2 separate regions of the Homo sapiens genome follow, and region 2 is linked to region 1. A link is a contact called in ENCODE Hi-C or POLR2A ChIA-PET data. All regions are on one chromosome and are shown on one strand. The core of a region is the stretch at or near the end of the contact, and the rest is flanking DNA. Distances in the headings are between cores, read along the strand shown. Region 1 has its middle 40 kb from the start of LCLAT1. Region 2 holds the start of LINC01936 (long intergenic non-protein coding RNA 1936).

Region 1 (6,309 bases), core at 2,640-5,139:
CTTGGCCTGGGGTCCTGTGGTTCAAGAGTCCCACCCTCTTGACCCAGCTCTTCCACTGGGTTACCTTGGGAAATTCTCTCCCCTTTTCTTTGGATCTCAGTTTTTTCACATACAAAATGAGAGGGATTGGACCAAAACATTCAAAGGGTGCTCCCAGCCTTGGCAATCTGCACTTCTCTTCCATCTGGCTGACTCCAGCTCCTCCCACATCAGGGCTCCTTTTGTTTGAGAAAAGCTGGAATTTGGGGAAATTCAATGACAAGCTGGCTGTTGAGGAAGATTCTGTAATATGATCATGCAGCTGTTCGGTGATTCTACACGAGTGTAGGATCGCTTCAGGGTGGAATGTCAAGGCTTACCAGACATTATCTTGGACCAATTCTCCTTTTTCCATGAGACCAAGTCATTATCCTCAAAAGTATTACAAATTGTGCACATCCACCAGATGCCGGGAGGTGCTGGCTGGGAAGCAGAGGACCCACGCTGGGGGTCGTCCACTTCAGGTTTCTCTTTGGCTGAGATTACACTGGAGGCTGGCGAGAAGCCAGGCTATGCCCTGGAATAAATGACTTGTCAAGTCCCCAGCCATGGCCCTAGGAGGTGCGCGCACCCCCGCTTAGCCTCCCATTTATCTTTACAGCAGTGAAACCAGCCACCCTGGAAGCCTACCTCACTGAGGGAAAGGCTAAATTGCAGAGCCCAAGTTTTTTTAAAAAATGTTTCTTTGAAAAGACATCCTTGCCCTTTAATTTTAGAATAGTTACTCTCTGGCACTTATCAGAACAGGGCTATTTGGATGTCATCTAGAGACAGAGAAGAAAAGGAGAAACCTAGCAAACTGGGCTGCCTGCTGGATCGACTTTGGTTGCTCTTTCACATGCAGATCAAAAGCTTCCTAAGCAGTTAACCCTCAGCAAGGGAGTGACAACCTCTGCAAGGAGGAGGCTCCTACAAACAGAATTTAGCAGAAGTAAGCACTTCATGCAAAGGCCCGGCATCAGCCAGCACTGGAGATGTCTGGTCACCATATAAATATCCTGAAGATGAGCTTTGGCTCCACTCTAGAAACATCCAGAGTAGTCCCCTGAAATCTACCAGCTGTAAAGTTCCCCAGACTCTTGGAGATTGCCTGGTAGCCATTTCTCAATAGAGATAACTGGGGGTGGGGTAGAGGTAGGGAAGTTCCAGTCTGCAAGATCTTTTTCTCTTCAGTGGCATCTTTCTAGGCTTAGCCCTGGCAATCACTCTGAGAGCTAGAGTAAAAACAGAAAATGAAAGTCTTGGAGAAGGGGCAAGACCAAGAAAGCAGAGATGCAGAGTTGTGTGTCCAAACAACAAATATTGGGAAGGACAAAATGAGCACGAGTTGATTCAGGACAGGCCTTCAGGGAGTGGCCACAAAAGAAATTTGGGGAGCAGGCAAGAACACAGAGATCTTCAGGGGAGCTGCCTTGGGAGAAGGGATACCCAAAACTAGGGACACACCTCTGAAGAAATGTCTGTGAGTGGGAGAATGGGAAAGGACATTGCTCAGGTGGTCAAAGGACCTGCTGAAGTCAAGTCCAATCTGACCTCTGTTGAAGCCTGGGGAACCCAGAGAGGAGGGTCCCACTTGCTCAGCAGTCAGAGATGTCATGAGGGAAAAAGCCGCACCTAAGGGCAACTAGGAGAGGACGAGAGGGAAGGAGGGAGAGCTGACAAGGTGTGCGGCAGAAATTAAAGGAGGTGCTAACCACCAAGATGGAGTCCAGGCCTTCTAAGAAAGAGCACTTTGATTTGTTACAAGGGATTATGGAGAAAGATTCAAGAAATTGAAAAGGCAGAAGGAAACCTTCTCTTTAGGAACCATTTGGCCGTCTCACCACAGAGGCTGTTCTCTTCCTCCTATTGCCTGATTCCTCCAATTTTAAGTACAAAAGTATGCCAGCATCACAGATTCAGAGATCAACCCTGCCTCCTCATTTTGCCAATGAAGATACCTATGGTCACGACAAGATCTGGCGAGCCAATGCCTCCTTCCCAAATTCCTTCCACTTCTTCATCAATGACCGGCACCTGCAGGGTGTGAGTCACTGGGCTGATGCTTCTCTGTGCCCCCATTTTTGGAATCTGAGTCTCCTGTGGTATCTGCCTGAGTCTGTGCCCTTAGAGATTCCCCAATCTCAGCCTCTTACTTACATGAACCTGTGTCTTCTCCAGTCGTTGCATATCTGTGTCGCCTAGGTTCATGAGTATGCATCGGCCTTTGCCAGCTATAGTGAGCCTGTCTGCTGCCATCACTCGCTGACAGCTGAGAAGCCTGTCCTGGCTACCTTGAGAGGGTAGACTTTTGTTCTCAGGCCCACATGCTCCCCATCTTCTCTCAGGGTAGGCATGTGTGTGATTGGGTGCCAAAAGAGTGGGGAGACATGTTGGAGAGCTGGATAATATAGCTTGCAAGCAGCCACTAAGACCTGGTCCGGGGTCCCTACACATTTGAAGACACACAGATGGGAGTGATGATCATGCATGGGTGCTGGTTATATTCTGCCCCAGTCCAACAATGGAACTCTCTTGAAACTGTGAAACATGGATTCCCTAGAGTTCTGATTTATTATGGGTTTACTGCTTAAGCCAAAAGTTTTTGTCACTTTGAGAATAGGTTAAAGGTTAAGAGGATCAATAGGGGGCCCAAAAGGATGTTTAAAACAGGTTCCATTAAACCAAGATCCCATACAAATCCAAGACAAAACCCAGAAATGAGTCTTAGGGATGAGAAGTAAGGCTTCACAGGAGGAGCTGGTTTCTGTCTGAGGGTGATAAGCTGCCAAATCCTTGCTCCAGAGAAGAGAGTCATGGGTTCCCAAGTGGCCTGTGAGTTGGGATAGAGTCAAGGCTGGAGGAAGGGCTTTAAGAAATGATCTTACAGCCAGATATGGTGGGTCACACCTGTAATTCCAGCACTTTGAGAGTTCGTTGCAGGAGGATCGCTTGAGCCCAGGAGCTTGAAACTAGCCTGGGCAACATGGTGAGACCCTGTCTCTAAAAAAAATAAAAATAAAAAAATAAAAAAAAAAAAAAGAAATGATCTTTCCCCAGGCCCAGCATGAGGGCCTTGACTAAATCTCTAGATTCCAGAGACTCCATCCTTTGTTCTTTAAAAAGCTGAGTGACTCTAGTTCTCCCTCCTAGACTCTCTAGATGCTACTTATTTCTGTTCGAACCAAAAAGCACCTATTAAGATCTTCTTCTGAGCCAGGCACGATGACTGGGACGTAGGGGTATGGGAAGGTAAGTTGGTTTGATGCTTGGCTTCACAGAACTTAGAACAAAGTCAAGAGAAGCCCAGCTGCTTCTCTGGAAGGAGAAGCCTCAAAATATGTTGCCCAAAATGCTGAGGCCCACTCCCCCACAAGTCTGATTCCAGATGGTATCAGAGCCGCTCTCAGATGGAAGCAGGGAGTCGTTATCTGGCTGGGTCCCTCCCATTTCCCACTCTGCAGTCATTCATCAAGTGGCTGCCCAGAGCCCAGTGCAGAGCTGAGGCTGGTTCCTGGCCTCGAGAGACATTCCTGGTCTGGATGTCCAGTCAGCTCAGCTTTTCCTAGTGAAGTAGGGGTGGGGTCGTATCTGTGCCACCTGTGCCTCCTCAAGTCCTTAGCATGCCCCCAGGGAAGCACAGGATGCTTCTCTCCATTTCTCTTTGTTTAAAACTTTCCTTAATGTCAGGGGATGGGGGTATTGGATGGACCCCCAGGGGGCTTTAAAAATTGAAAGCCAGTCCCGGCCAGGGCCCCCACCGGATGGTGAGAGAGCACAGGAGGAAGCAAAAGTGCTTGTGTTAACAGAATGTCATTTCCCAACATGATTCAGGCCCCGACGCGAGGCAGGAAAAGGAGAGCAAATGCCTTCCCATTCATCACATCGGACACAGTTATTTTTAGAGTAGCACCAGCTCAGCGCTGGGTTCCAAGGGCCCTGCCGTGGAAGGAGATGAGGCTGGGCTGATACAGTCAGTGAAGAGTGGAAATCTTGCAGGCGTGTGTGTGTGTGTGTGTGTGTGTGTGTGTGTGTGTGTGTGTAGGATAAACAGGAGGGGTGAGCAGGCAGCTTTCCTCCCAAACTGCAGACCCTGAGCCTGGCTCCTTATGTGAGCATGAAGGAAATTGGGTGTGGAAGTAATCATCTGAGGAATTGTTGGGGGAGAAGAAAGGGAGACCCTCTTTGCCTGGAACTGAAGTGGGCCTTTGGCTTAGAAAGGGTCCCCTCACATCCCCACTCTGATCTGACCTGCCTTTTCCCAGGCACTCCCCAGGCTGAGGGCAAAGCAGCCTCATCCTAGACTGGGTAGAACATTGGCTGACTGCAGGGGTTCTTGGCTTCACTATCACAGCCTTACAAACATCTGGCCAGCATGAACGCCTCCCTCCACCCAGATGCTGATGGTGAGCTGGTATCTGAGAAATGGATTCTGCTCCAATCAGCACCTCCATGCCCATTTTCTAGAAGGAGAGTCTTAACTGGACATGGTAAGAGAGTCCCTTTTTGCAAGGGACAGATGAAAGGCTTCCCTTCTTTTTCACCCATTTCTGGTCTTCTCTCCTCTCTCAACCAACTGAAGGAAAAGGAAGACCTGAGGTTGAACCCGGCCCTGAGACAAGATTGGGGTCAGGATGTGGTCCCAGGCTGCCTTTCTTCCTAGGCTGGATTCTTCCTTCTCCTTTCATCTTAAATACACTGCCCTCCTGTTTTCTACCTCTGGAGAGTTCTTGGCTCTATAAAAGATGAATCAACTATCTGGCCTGACCCTAACTAACATAAGCAGTCACAGCCTAGGATGAAACTAAGGCCCTCTTTCTTTCCACAAGGCTTTCTAGATGTGCTTCAAGGTCTATGGAAATGCAGTTTATACTACATGGGTCTTTAAGGGCCTCAGATTTGATTTACTTTCCATTAATAGCTGAACTGTCCCTGAGGTTCTGGCCAGTTTTAAACATTCTTACTGGCAAAGGGGATTAGATAGATGACTTCCTGCACAGTCATTGGATGGATTCCCATAAGCCAAGGCTAGTGGACAGAGCATCCCATAGCAGCAAGTCACTGCTACTGCCTCCACCAGGAAAGCAAAAAAAGCTCATGTGAAGTTTTGATGGGGCTGCCAGCACATTGATAAGAAATCTCCCTGATCCCTGTGTTAGCACCCACAAGGTGGAGAGCTTATCCGCTTTGCACAACAACCCAGGTGAGTAAAGGGATCGCAAAGTAATGAAAGGGGAGGCATCTGGTTCATTTATTTTTACCAATATTTTTTCTTCTGAAGACTTATTACAAAGATGGTCCAGTCATCATTTTAGCAGAAGCAGACAGGTAAGGAGGAAGCAGTATTGTCTGGGAAGCCAGGTGCACCAACCCAGCTTTGCCACTAATCTACATCCCAACTGTGATGTCGAATCAGCCACCCACCTTTCTGGACCACAAAAGGAACGACTTGAACCAAATGAACTTGAAACTCCTTTCCAAAGTACCATAAAACAACAATAACTGGGGAGATGGAGGAGCTGCCTGGAGAAGTTAGTCCTCACACTGCTGCTTGAAGCTAACAGATAGTAGAATAATCCTGGCTGACAGTTACTGATCTCCTAACCAAATGCACATCTCATCATCAGCCGTCACAACAACCCTGAATAGTAGGTATTATTTTCCCATTGTACAGATGAAAGAACTGAGGATCAAAGAGGTTAAACCAACTGCTAAAGGTCAGTAAGTGGCAAAAGCAGGCTTAGGCCTACGTCTTTCTGATGTTTAAGCCCATGTGTTTTCTGTCCTACCATATTACCTCTCAATGGATCAAGGAGAACAATGTCTGTTTGTCTGTGTGTGTGTGTGTGTGTGTGTGTGTGTGTGTGTTTGTTTTTCTTATTATTGAGCATCCTTTTTAAGGTCTGTCCCTTCTCTATACTTCATTTTTCCTTTCCATAACATTATTTATTATTATAAAAGAGCTGCAATTCTACCCACCTTTTGCTGTGCTGGAAGAAAAATGTTGATAAAGTGCCTAGCCCCATATGCCACCAAATCAGAGTCTTTTGCAAGTCACGACCAGATGATCTCATCTGAAAGCTTCTGTGTGTGTTGGGTGCTTGCAGTTGAATAGGATGAGTCAGATGTCAGCCTACTTCTTTTCCAAGCACCTGAAACCCACCAACTTCCTGCTCTTCTTTCCTTTGAAGCTCTGTGTTTCGTTGTGCTTGGGAGTCCCTGGAAGGGCCAGACTGTTTGTCCAGGTTCAACACAAGGCTTGGGGTACAGTAGGTGGAGGTACCAGTATAT
Region 2 (6,309 bases), core at 2,495-4,994, 61 kb before region 1:
TATACTAAGGAATTGTTAAACTTTAAAGGTGTCATAAGGTATTGTGTTTAAGGTTTTTAAAAAGAACCTTATGTTTTAGAAATGCATGCTGAGATGCTTATGGATAAAACTATATGATGTGAAGGAGTGGCTTCAAAATGACCTTGGTGGGAGAAGAGAAGTGTAAATGAAACAAAATGGCTCACAAACCGACCATTATTGAAACCAGTGATGGCTACATGGACACTCACTTCACCGTTTATTTACTGCTGAGACCAGCTCGGTCGGGGAGACCCTAACCCAGTGGCGCTAGAGGAATTAAAGACACACACACAGAAATGTAGAGGTGTGAAGTGGGAAATCAGGGGTCTCACAGCCTTCAGAGCTGAGAGCCCTGAACAGAGATTTACCCACATATTTATTAACAGCAAACCAGTCACTAGCATTGTTTCTATAGATATTAAATTAACTAAAAGTATCCCTTATGGGAAATGAAGGGATGGGCCAAATTAAAGGACTAGGTTGGGCTAATTAACTGCAGCAGGAACATGCCCTTAAGACACAGATCGCTCATGCTATTGTTTGTGGCTTAAGAATGCCTTTAAGCGGTTTTCCGCCCTGGGCGGGCCAGGTGTTCCTTGCCCTCATTCCCGTAAACCCACAACCTTCCAGCTTGGGCGTTAGTGCCATTATGAACATGTCACAGTGCTGCAGAGATTTTGTTTATGGGCAGTTTTGGGGCTGGTTTATAGCCAGATTTTGGGGGGCTTGCTCCCAGCAATTTACTTCCCAATGCTTGAAATCTTTCACAATAAAGCTTCGTTTAAAACTAAATTTCCATGGGATTGATTCATTTCATGCATTCAATGATATTTGCTGACTTCTAATACGTGATCAGAGAGATGTTTCACACTGGATATGGATCTCTGTAGAGTCCAGGAACAAAGGCAGCATAACGGCTTCTTTGGATGTGACTTTGTCCTTTCTCACGGGGATCAGCGCTCAGATCTCTTTTCAGTTGGCTTCTTTTTTCTTTCAAATAAAAAGGAGTACACAGTGAAGCCATCAAATCCAAGGATGACATAGCTCTTCGGGACAATGAACTGTCATACAGATCAAAGAAAACTACAAGAAACTTTCACGAAGCTGCGGAGGGAAAAGCAAACATCAGATGCAATTCAATGAGCTTGCAGTTAGGGGAGTGGATCTAGAGAAAATTGTCCAATGACACTTACAGGCTGATGAGCTCTGAGCCACAGTTACAACCTGGGAAAAGGATTCAAGAGGTATCACTGGCTATTTGCTATAGATTTCAGCTCCCAAAGCCATGAGCCCAGGTCAGAATGGGCCTGGAAACCTAAAAGAAGGCAGATTGCGGGCAGGCTGGAAGGATGCAAACTACCCTATGTCTTTACCCTATATGTTATCAATTGCAATTCAAAAACAGATTTGGGGGAAAGCCCTACCACATCAAATGTACACACTGATAATAATACACACCCTAATCTCATAAATACTAAATAGTGAAAAACATATCCCCTGAGAATTCACCATTTATTGGGAACTTAAACTTCATAGCATAATATCTATAACCTCATTTTATTCTAGTAGCAATCCTCTGTGGAAACCCACAGGTTTGGAAACCTGCCTCAGGTTACCTGACCATATTAAGTGGTAAAGTTGGATTTTAAATGGGAACTCAGTGTCCTCTAACTGGGATATGTATCAAATTCCAGAGGGTAATTAGGCAAAAATAATAATCAGGAAACCAATTTCCAGATCCTCAACTTGCATCGGCCTTCTTCCCTAAAATGGAGTTATCTGAGAATAAGACTGAATTAACACACTAAGGCTTTTTCCGTTTTACAAAAGAAAGGGGACCCAACGTGGGGAATGACTCCATGAATAATTCCATAGCTCACAGGGCCTCTGCATCCTTGTACTGGTGGTGAGAATAATAACAATTTTTGGCCGGGTGCGGTGGCTCACGCCTGTAATCCCAGCACTTTGGGAAGCCGAGGCGGGTGGATCACGAGGTCAGGAGATCGAGACCATCCTGGCTAACACGGTGAAACCCCGTCTCTACTAAAAATACAAAAAATTAGCCGGGTGTGGTGGTGGGCGCCTGTGGTCCCAGCTACTCGGGAGGCTGAGGCAGGAGAATGGCGTGAACCCAGGAGGCAGAGGTTGCAGTGAGCCGAGATCGTGCCACTGCACTCCAGCCTGGGCGACACAACAAGACTCCATCTCAAAATAAATAAATAAATAAATAAAATAACAATTTTCATTTAATGACTTTGTTCTTCATTCCCCCTGCTCTTGGGGGAGAATCCTACAAGAGCAAAAAAAAAAAGTATAAAATACGAAAAACGGCTTTTTCCATGTATGTAAATGTGATCAATAAAATACTCTGAAGCATAAGAAAATAATATGTCAGGATAAAAATCTGTGAAGGAAGTAGGAATAGTAATAAGAGTTCCAGGAGATAAAAAGAAAGATGTAAAATTCCTGAATGCCAATCAGCTTTTTCATAAATTTTAAAATGGATGATAGGGGCTACCAAATTGTCGATGTTACATTCCACTGGATCCATTTTAAAGTGTGAAGTCACAGTAGGTTTTAAATATCAATATTTACAATAAGCCAGAAACCACAGTTTTTGCAGCTACTTAACTTTTGAACTTCATTTTTTAAATGTGCTGGGGGTAGACAGTGGATAGCTTTACAAAATTCTGTTAGGGGTACATACATAAACAAGTAAGGCATGGGCCCTACCTGTCTGACGACACTCTCTCTGCTTTTTCCACTTCTCTAAGTTGGCCTCTAAACAGCACCTTCTCAGCACTTGGGTAATAATGACATCAAAAAGCAATGAAGGCCAGGTGCGGTGGCTCCTGTCTGTAATCCCAGCACTTTGGGAAGCTGAGGCAGGTGGATCATTTGAGGTCAGGAGTTCGAGACCAGCCTGGCCAACATGGTGAAACCATGTCTCTACTAAAATTACAAAAAAAATGAGCTGGGAGTGACGCTGCATGCCTGTAATCCCAGCTACTCAGGAAGCTGAGGCATGAGAATCACTTGAACCCCCGGGGAGGCGGAGGTTGCAGTGAGCCAAGATCGCACCACTGCACTCCAGCCTGGGTGACAGAGCAAGACTCTGTCTTAAAAAAAAAAAAAAAAAAAAAAAAGCAAAGAAGAAGTAAGCAACTCCCCCTCCTCCCATATCCTAGGAAGTACAGAGAAAACTATTCTATATGGGTTGAGCCCCTATTATGGGGCAGGTCCTATTTGGGGCATTGAATTCATCTGTCTTTATTGCTCTAATAGGGACACTATCACTCCCATTTTACTGATGAGGAAATGGAGGCTCAGAGGAACACATAAGCTGTTTATGGACTTACAGCTGCTACAGCTTACAGCTGGTAAGCACCAGAGCCAGGATTCAGCCCAGCTCTGGCTTAATCCAAAGCCAGTGCTTCTCCATGATATCATCCATGCTGCCTCCAGAAATCAGAGCAGAATTAGGGGCCACCTTGGTTTTATTTTCTTTCTCTGATAAAAGTGAAGTAGGGCACAAGACCCTGCCCAGTTCTTTTCCTACAGGCCTTTGAACATTCCCCAGCAAAGTGAGAAGGGAAAGCTCAGGGCTACCTCCAGTGCTAGCGCAGAGGGCGGGAGTATCAGCTGGCTGGCTGGAGCTGGCCAAGCCCCTCCTCTCCTCCTCCTGCTTCCCCCTCCATCCAGGCTCCACCGGGAACCTGTCCCAGACGCCTACCCCGCCTGAGCCAGAGGAAGGGAGGAAAACAATAGCAAAAACCAGGACCCTTCGGACTTGCCGCTGAATGGGGATTTTCGTCGGATGTTGAGTTTACCTGGAATGCCCCGGTGTTATTTTGGGAAGGCAGACATCCCACGGAAACAATGAAGTGGAAAAGAAAACAGCTAAAGCAAAATCTAGAGCCCAGTTTTTGCCAAACCAGCCCCACGTGGGCTGGGCAGGCTCTGGAAGCCCAAGTCAGGCCGATGAAGAGCGGCTGAGGCCGTGGGGATCTGGTTTACCAGGAGGGCACATGGAGGATGCAAGAAAAGGAAGAGCCGTATTCAAGTCCCCACTTCAGTGATGAGGCAGAAAGACCCTGCGCCTGACCACGTGGGAACAGCCTGCAGTGAGCGGTGACGCCGCCTGGCTTGAGCTAAGTGCTGGGCTCCACCATTCATTGGCTGAGTGACCTTAGGCAAGTCACTTAACCTCTCAGAGCTTCCTTATCCTCATGTAGAAGATGGAGGTGGGGCGCGGTGGCTCACGCCTGTAATCCCAACACTTTGGGAGGCCGAGGCGGGTGGATCACCTGAGGTCAGGGGTTCAAGACCAGCCTGGGCAACATGGCAAAACCCCATCTCTACAAAAAATACAAAAATTAGCCCGACGTGATGGTGCGTGCCTGCAGTCCCAGCTACTTGGCAGGGCGAGGTGGGAGGATCACTTCAGCCGGGGAGGCAGAGGCTGCAGTGAGGCATGATTGCACCACTGCATTCCAGCCTGGTCAATAGAGCGGGACCCTGTCTCAAAAAAAAAAAAAAAAAAAAAAAAAGGCAGTGGGAGTGGGAGTGATTTGCTTTAAAGGAACAGAGGAAAGATAAAATATATCTCTATATAATTATATACATTATATATAATATATTTACATATTTTATATATATAAATATATATATATATGTCCTTAGATATAGGTGTATATTTTCATATATAATTGATGAGAATTATAGATTATAGAGAGCAGTCATCTGGGAAAAAGTTTACAAACTGCTATCAGGCACTGGAGAGAATTTACTCAGGAGAAAAGGCCTAGGGAAGAAGGAAAGAGATAAAGTCCACTGAGCTAGCAGGGGCTGAAAAGGGAGAAGATCCTTCGAAGCTCCCTGTGCATGGTTTGACTTTGGTTTGCAGCACCAGCTCCTCCCATGCATAATATTACATAGTATTCTGGCTCTCTATGGCCCCTGCAAGACATAATTTATTTTTAGGGATTTATTGAGAATCTGTTGAATGCATTGCACCACGCCAGCATGGCAGGGAATCAGGAGCTAAGTCAAAAGGGTCCCCAAGAGCTGCTTCCTGGCTGTCACCAAGTCCTCAAGCCGCTGAGCTCACCTTTTCCTTTAGCGTCCGGGTCAACTGCCTGGTGCTCTCTTCCCACTTGCAGTCAGAATTTCAAGCCTTTTTTCATCCTCCTGTTCCAACCCCTGGGAATTCTGCAGAGCAACATGTCTCCCAATCTCATTTCTTGTTTAGACTGGGAGAATTGTGATAGACACCCTCATAGATGTGTCCCCTGCAGATGTCGTCTGCTTTCCATGCGGCCTCATCCCACACATGATGTGTCCCTCTCCCCATACTCCCTAAAGAAGCACTGACCCGAGACAGCTGACGGAACCAACATTTACCCTTTGGTAGGAGCAGGGGATGACCGATGACTGTGAAGTACAGGAGAGGGAACAGTTCACACCACTGCCCTGTGCTTCCTTGGCCAATCCTCCTCAGGGACCTCCTCTGCCAGCCATTCTAGTGCTCCCGGTTCCACCCACTGCCATGTTGTCCACAGACACTGTCTCCTCTTCTCCCCTCTTCCAGACTCTACCATCCCTCAAGAGGCAACATCATCATACCTCTTTCCTTTTGACCTTCCAAGGACCCTTGGAAGTTTCTGTTAGTCTTTTATATGGAGCAATTCAACCCGCCTTTGCTCCAACCCTCTCCCATCAAGGACTCTTCGGTGTAATTCTTTGAATCCTCACAGATACAGAGTGAATGGAAATCATTCCATTAAGCCACCACGCTGAAAGAAGCTCCTTTAGAGGACATAGGAAAGGCAGTGGAGAAAGGGCCCTACCGAGTACCAGGCACTGTGCTTGGCCCTTTGCACATACAGTCTCATTTCATTCTCCCAACAGTGCTTGAGACAAGCATTATTTTAATCGTCATTTTATAGGTTAGAAAGAGAGGCACAGAGAGGTTAAGCCATCTGCCTGAGTCAGCAAGTGAGGCCCAGGCTGTGCCTGGTGTGGAGGTTGGGAGAGAGTGGGCAGGAGAACATTGCTTTCCATTACCAAATGGGCCATCATTTCCCAGAACAGTTCTGACTGTGGTCAGCTGGTACAAGCAACAGTTTCCAGTCATTCCACACAGTACTGTCCCCAAAGGTACAGACGCCAGACAAGTGTAAAAGCCCAGGCATGACTGTGGGCTAAGGTTGGCACCTTGGCCAGCCTCAAATCCCCATGGGCACATTGATGTCATGGAAGGCAGGTTCTGCTCTTCAGTGGCTCCCA

The links. A loop is a pair of places that touch in the nucleus more often than their neighbours do. ChIA-PET counts read pairs that join two places held with the same protein, here RNA polymerase II (POLR2A). Pooled maps may share reads with other maps.
Region 2: a loop to region 1 is called in a map of heart right ventricle, with 3 times the contacts of the local background. The contact joins the promoter of LINC01936 here to the enhancer-like site in region 1. A Hi-C loop is called at or near these places in 12 of 168 maps with a recorded cell type or tissue (cardiac septum, heart left ventricle, heart right ventricle and 2 more) and 17 of 50 pooled maps. POLR2A ChIA-PET finds 5 or more read pairs at or near these places in 3 of 52 experiments (activated B cell, activated T-cell and naive thymus-derived CD4-positive, alpha-beta T cell).

The regions. Positions count from the first base shown.
Region 1 is chr2:30,404,227-30,410,535 of GRCh38, forward strand. No RefSeq gene overlaps it. Among named protein-coding and RNA genes, the nearest start is that of LCLAT1, 40 kb to the right of the region's middle. RefSeq lists an enhancer at 5,958-6,309. Within about 2 kb of position 3,890, at least 12 of the 41 ENCODE cell types and tissues checked have a DNase peak (open chromatin) inside an H3K27ac peak, as active enhancers do; they include heart left ventricle, heart right ventricle and left ventricle myocardium inferior, where a contact is called at or near this core.
Region 2 is chr2:30,342,902-30,349,210 of GRCh38, forward strand. It overlaps LINC01936 (long intergenic non-protein coding RNA 1936), which reads left to right and starts at 3,745. Exons shown (of 2, transcript NR_122048.1): 1 at 3,745-4,214.